Linked DNA regions of Homo sapiens: region 1 is linked to region 2. Evidence: chromatin contacts called from ENCODE Hi-C data. All regions are on one chromosome and are shown on one strand. Each heading gives the region's core, a stretch centred on a gene start or an enhancer-like site at or near the end of the contact. The rest is flanking DNA. Distances are from core to core; before and after follow the strand shown.

The links. A loop is a pair of places that touch in the nucleus more often than their neighbours do. Pooled maps may share reads with other maps.
Region 1: a loop to region 2 is called in a pooled map, with 4 times the contacts of the local background. The contact joins the enhancer-like site here to the promoter of NKX6-2 in region 2. A Hi-C loop is called at or near these places in 1 of 168 maps with a recorded cell type or tissue (mesothelial cell of epicardium) and 3 of 50 pooled maps.

The regions. Positions count from the first base shown.
Region 1 is chr10:132,712,849-132,715,909 of GRCh38, forward strand. All of the region lies in intron 8 of INPP5A (inositol polyphosphate-5-phosphatase A), which reads left to right. Among named protein-coding and RNA genes, the nearest start is that of NKX6-2, 72 kb to the right of the region's middle. Within about 2 kb of position 1,448, at least 2 of the 41 ENCODE cell types and tissues checked have a DNase peak (open chromatin) inside an H3K27ac peak, as active enhancers do.
Region 2 is chr10:132,784,322-132,787,526 of GRCh38, forward strand. It overlaps NKX6-2 (NK6 homeobox 2), which reads right to left and starts at 1,826. Exons shown (of 3, transcript NM_177400.3): 1 at 1,222-1,826; 2 at 959-1,131; 3 at 1-849. The coding sequence starts at 1,627. The coding sequence ends at 595.

The DNA of each region.
Region 1 (3,061 bases), core at 198-2,697, 72 kb before region 2:
TGTGTGGGGGTACGTGTCGATGTGTAGGCCTGTGTGGGTGTGCATGTGCCTGTAGGTGTGTGCATGTGTGTGGGTGTGTGCATGCATGGGTGTGGGCGTGTGGGTGTGTGGGTGCATGTGGATCTGTGTGGATGCATGTGTGCTAAGGTGTATGCATGTGTGCTGGGGTGTATGTATGTATGTGTGCGTGTGTGTGGGTGTGTGTGCATATGTGGGGAGAGCATATGCACGTGGGTTGGATATGTGTGCAGGTACATGTGGGTATGTGTGCATGCAGGTTGTGGGTGTGTGGAGTGCATGTGTATGTGTGTGTGCGGGTGTGTGTGCATTTGTGGGTATGTGCACATGTATGTGTGTAGGTATGGGTGTGCACACGTGTGTGTAGGTGTACAGGTGTGGGTGCATGTGCACATAAGTGTGTACCTGTCATAGCTCAGCACTGTGCATCCTGAGGAAGGGGTGGAAGGCTGCATTCTCCAGTAGGTGTGGCTCCAGGGGGAGTTGGAGCTGATGGGGCCCCTCCTGAATGCTGGCTCCGTCTGCTGCTGTGGTGAGTGTGGCCTGCGTGGCTCCTTGCCTGCCGCCTTCACGATCCTCCCGGGTTCCCCACAGGGCTCTGCACAAGGAGTCTGGGCTGGGCTCCCATCCCTGTGCTGTTATTAGCGGGTATATGGCCTTGGCTCTCCTCTGCATCTGGCCCTTGCTGAGGGCCCTGAGGCGTGGCCCCTTATCCCCTCTGACCGCCCCTGACCTCCGTCTCCAGAGTGATGGAGCCCTGGTCCCCTGCCACTAGCCTGGTCCCGGGGAGGGTGGCAACTGCGAGGCCTGGGTGCTGCTGTGCTCGTGGCCACACACTGAGGCCGGCCCTCAGCCCTGTGCACGGCCACACCCTCTGCAGGGGACCTGTCCGGCCTCCCGGATATCTCTGGAGCTGGCACTGACACCGAGGCAGGGATCGGTCTGAGCCTGGGGACTGTGCTCTCAACTGCCCACCGTAGGGAAGCAGCACAGGTGGGGGATGGGGGCCTGGGGCTTTGTCAGCGACAAAGTGACTGATGACCGCCTGTGCCCTGGGCGCCCTCCCTGGACAGCATGTCAGTCGCCCAGGGAGAAGGGCCTCACCCACAGGAGCGGCGCGGTTCTTCCTGCCTGATCAGCCCTCGGCTTGCAGGCACCAAGCGTCTCGGGGACCTCCCACGGAGCCCAGGAGCAGGGAGGGCCCTGCCGTGTCTGCTGTTGGGTCTTGGTGACAGCGGTTAGGTTGTCAGCATGGCATGGCATTAAAATGTGTCATTGCCCCTCGCTGCCATGGCTCCGCGGCCTCAAGAAAGCAGCCTTTGGGCTTTTGGGCCACTTTTCTGCGTCTCTGCATTCCCATGAATGGCTCCTGCGGCGCGCTCAGCCAGCCGCAGATCCGGACCTCCGCGGCGTGGGGCGGGCCGCGCAACACAAAGGGCGGCTCTGTCGGAGTCTGGAACAATGGGTCGCCCTTTCACCGCGGCTGCTAACCTCTTGGCAGCCACCAGCAGACCACATTCTGCTGTGCGGATCGGGCAGGACAATGCCGCGCGGCCTCTGAATGGACGCTGCCACCAACGGGGCCCCATTCACGGCGTTGGGAACCGGGCGCACATTGTCTGCCCCGCAGGGAGACAGCGAGGAGGCTCCTGCAGCCTCTTCCTGGTTTAATCTCCCCGCGCGGCTTCCCAGGTCCATGTCCCGTATCAGCTGCGGGGCCGGCAGCACCAGGCCCAGGAGGGAGGGCAGGTCCCAGCCCTGGAGGAGGATGCAGGCCAGGTTAAAACCCAGAGGCACCGTAGGACCTTCGCACCGTTGCTCTAAACCTAAACGCATTCCAGAGTAGGAAGATGATTGTAAAACAACTGAGAGACAAGCTCTGAGTTAAAGTCTTCAGAAGCAGCCCCAGGGCGAGTGCTGCGGGGTGCCTGCCACCACCACAGCCAGTCACAGGGCTCCACTGGACTTCTTATCACAGATGCGAACCTTTACTTTTTTGTGTGTAATTTTTGAAATTGTTGCTGTTAACCTCTTGTTATGAGAAGTTTAAAAAGAAGACAAATCCCTAATGAGTGAGGAGGACCAGGCTCTGGGCAGGTGTTGGCGGCATCTGTGCTGGGCTGGGGTCCTGGACCCTGGGTGAGGCCGGGCCGTGCACACCCTTGTGTGGCTCTTGGAGGCGCCGAGCACTCAGCCCGTGTTGGGGGCAGCCCCGGTCCCTCTCCTGGACACACAGGTCAGCCCTTGGGGGGCATCTGGGGGCTGAGCCAGAGGTGCACGTCAGCCTTCCTAGGCACCATCCACTGAGGCGTCCCGAAACCTTCCTGAGCTTTCAGCTGGAAAGGAGATTTTCCCATAAGTGACGGGACTCTTTGTCTCCCCTCTGAAATGTGGCCTGGGCTAGTTCAACAGAAACATTTTACATTACAACTGTGAAATCTCGGCATAAAGCACCCCTTTGTCCCCCCATTATTTTCTCACAAATACAGTCCATTGTCATGGCGCTGAAGTTAATTTGATCAACATTGGGACATTTAACTTTTATGTCCAGTCAAAAGAGTTGTTTCATGCTCATTTTGGGCATTCAAAGGAAATGATTGCCAGAAAAATAATGTTCTTCTGAACAATTCCAAGCAATTAGTTTCCCAGGGAGAGGTGACGTGATGCCCGCGCCCCAGCCCCGCTTTGTGGCTTTATGGAGGGCCATCAGTTAGCTGTCAGCCGCTCAAAGAGCCCCCAACCTAAATGTTTCTCTTTAGACGTTCCCAGAACTTGCCTTGCTGTGCAGCCAGTAAAGAAAAGCTGCTGCGTCTCCAGGCAAAGGCAAACTCGGCATTAAAGATCTGGGTCACCCTGAGCGCTCCTGGCCACAGGGCTGGTTCTCGCGCTCCTCACACTCCCGCTGGCCTCGGAGAACAGCTCACAGGCTCTTGCTGGTCGTGGGCTCGTCCCAATCAGGCTTTCTCAGACTCGGAGACCTCAGGGTGGCCGAGGTCATGTGTCTGTGGAGCCCACCAGGCACCCTGTGGTGTCCCTCCGCATG
Region 2 (3,205 bases), core at 576-3,075:
CCCAGGGCGGGCCTATGGGATCCGCTGATGCGCAGAGGGACTTTGGAAATAATCAGAGCGAAGCCCTCGGCCAAGCGGGAACGGGTGCCCGGTGGCAACGAGTACGTGGCCCCAAAGCGGGAAAACGGAAGAAGAAAAACCTCCCGCGGGGACTCGAGGCGGGTACGCGGCTCACCCGCCCTTTCGGGAACCCCCAAGCGCGTCCGAATCCGCCCCGAGGCGAGGCGGGCCGGGCCGTACCTGCTGCTCCGTCCCCGGCTCCGTCCCGGGCTCCTGGCGGCTGTCGCTGCGGTTCCTTCCCGCGGGCCGGGCCCCTTCCCTGCGCCTTCGCCGCCTCCTCGCGCCTGCCCGGGGCCCGCAGCCTCCGCACCGGGAACCCGGAGGACCCGAGGCGGGCGCAGGGGCGAAGCCGGGGCCGGGGAGGGGCCGCCTCGCTCCGGGTTCGAGACGGAAGAAACACGCGGCGCAGGCTCCGGAGCGACGGCTCCGACGGGGACCCGTTAAATAATTTATTGATGATACAAAGCGACTCGCGCCCACCCGGGGCCGCCCCCGGATTCTGCAAAAATAGATTCGCCCCCACCCCGCGGGTCCTCACAAGGCGTCCCCCGCGCCGCCGCCGCACGGGCTGACCAGCGCCAAGTTCGAGGGTTTGTGCTTCTTGAGCAGCCGCGTGATCTTCTCGTCGTCCGAGTTGGGGTCCAGGGGCCGGTTGTATTCGTCGTCGTCCTCCGCGTCCGAGCCGCCCACCTTCAGCTTCTCGGCGTCCGAGTCCTGCTTCTTCTTGGCCGACGCCATCTCCACCGCGTGCCGCTTGCGCCACTTGGTCCGGCGGTTCTGGAACCAGACCTGGGAGTGGACGGGGCGGTCAGGCGGCCGCGGGGCCCGGGGCTGGCGCTGGGGCCGTTCGCAGGACGCGGGCCCCCGGCTCTGCTCTCCCGAGCCCCGCCGCGCTCACCTTCACCTGGCTCTCGGTCATGCCCAGCGAGTAGGCGAGACGCGCGCGCTCCGGGCCCGCCAGGTACTTGGTCTGCTCGAAGGTTTTCTCCAGCGCGAAGATCTGCTGGCCCGAGAAGGTCGGGCGCGAGTGCTTCTTCTTCCCGTCCTTGTCCAGGACGCCGCCGGCCGGGGCTGCAAGGGAGGGGAAGGGAGGGAGGTCAGCGGCCGGCGGGGTCCCCCTCCGCGCCCACCCGCCCCGCACCCCCCGCGCGGGCCACTCACCCGGGCCAGCCAGACGCGGGTCCCTCCAGGGCGCGCCCTGCACCACGCCGGGCCAGAAGATGGGCGGGCGCCCCGGCAGCTCGGCCAGGGGCTTGGGGTAGCCGCGCGCCACAGCGGCCGCGGGCCCGAAGTAAACGCCGGCGGACGACGCGAGCCCGTTGAGCCGGGGCAGCCCCCCCAGGAGGCCCCCGCCCGCCGCGCCCACGGGCCGGCCCAGGATGTCGCTGATGCCGTGCGGGGTCCCGAGCGGGAGCTGCGCGCCCAGGCCCCCCAGCGCGGGCGCCTTGAAGCCGGCCGGACCCTGCAGCGCGTAGGGGAACAGCGACGTCTTCATCTCGGCCATGTTGTGCAGCGCGGCCAGCGGGGCACTGCTCAGCACGAACGCGCCCGGGCGGTTAGTGTCCATGGGCGCCGCCGCCGCCGGCCCGGGCTCCCATCCGGGCCCCGCCGCCGCCGCCCCTGCCCGCCGGCCCGGGAAGTTTGCGCGCGGCCCGGGCGGGCGTCGGCTGCAGCGCGGGGCGCGGGGCGCGGGGGGCGGGCGGGCGGCTCCGGCGCGGGGCGGGCGGGCGGGCGGCGGCGGCGGCGGCTCCGGGGCCGGTCGGAGCGGCGCCGCGCGGGACGGACGCGCTGATAACGGGGGCTCCCCGGGGCGCGGCGCGCGCGCTGATTGGCTGCGGACCCCGCGGTCCGGCCATTGGCCGGCGCCCCCCCCCCGCCCGCGCGCCCCCGCCGGCCGCGCACTCCATGAAGGGCCCATTAGCGCGGCAGGTGCCTCCCGGGCTGTAAATTCGCCCCGATTTATCTCCCCGGGGACGAAATAAATCCAGCTTGGATGGGAGTGTAGTTAGGCAAAGGTTTTCATGCGAAATCAGGAAAAAATACGAGAACGTATTTTATTAACGGAAAGAATGCAGATTTGAGGACCCGCCCGCGCGCTCGGAGCGCCCCACTCGGGGAAGAGTCCCGGCCCGCGTCCCAGTCGCGACTGCTCCGCCGCCCGTGGCTGGGGTGGGTGTGAGCGGCAGCGGACGCCGGCGGGGAACGCGCTCCGGGCAGGTCGGGGCCACAGGAGGGCGGAGGACGCGGGCCTCGAGTCCACGGAATCCACGGGCCTCACGGCCGGGCGAGGCTCGCACGGAGCTGCCTCTGGTTTCGCCGACACGCGGCCGGCGCGGTGGAGGAGTGAGGCAGGCGGGAGCGGGGCGGGGAGGCGGGTCCCGGGACCACACGCGCGGCTCGGCACTTCCCCGTCATCGGCCTCCAGGTCTCCCGCTGGGGGTCCCCCAGGATGTGACCTGGGCCCACGACTTCGCCCACGGGCCGCCTCTCGCGAATCCCCGGCCGGGAGAACAGAGACCAGGACGGCCTCAGCGCGGAAGCCCTGTCCAGGGCCCGAACGTGGGTGCGGGCTGGGGGCGCAGCGGCAGAAACGCGGCCTTAGACGCGCGCGGGGGGCCGGTGTCCCCCCCGCCCCCACGGCACCGGGAGCCGCTCGCTCATCCATCCCGCAGACCGGGCGGTGAGATGACTCCGAGCCCCGCGCACGGCGGCCGCGAGCAAACGCTCCGACGTCTGTGGTGACGTCTCGTATTGATTTAGGGACACGGGGCGGCTGTGGCTGTGGCCCACGGCTCGTGGGGAGCCCGAGTCTGTGCGCAGGGAACGCCGCTGCGTGGCCTCTCTCGGGCCTGTGCCGCGGAGGAAGGCGGCGCCCGGGGTTCGGGGCCGGGGTCTCACGTCCGCCCCCTCGCCCCCCTCCAGCGTCCGTTTTCGTTTTGTGCAGGTCGAGGCGGGGACTTGGCGCCGTCGGCCGCTCCTGGATGGCGGCTTGGAAAAGCCACCTGCGGCCAAACTCCGGGGCAGTGGTGCGGCCGCCGGGTGTGTGCGCGCTCGGGGCTGCCCCGGCGGCTTCCGGCTCCACTGAGGTGCAGCCCCGCGTTCACGGGGGGTTCGCTTCCCCCGTCGACTCCGCACTCGATTCGAC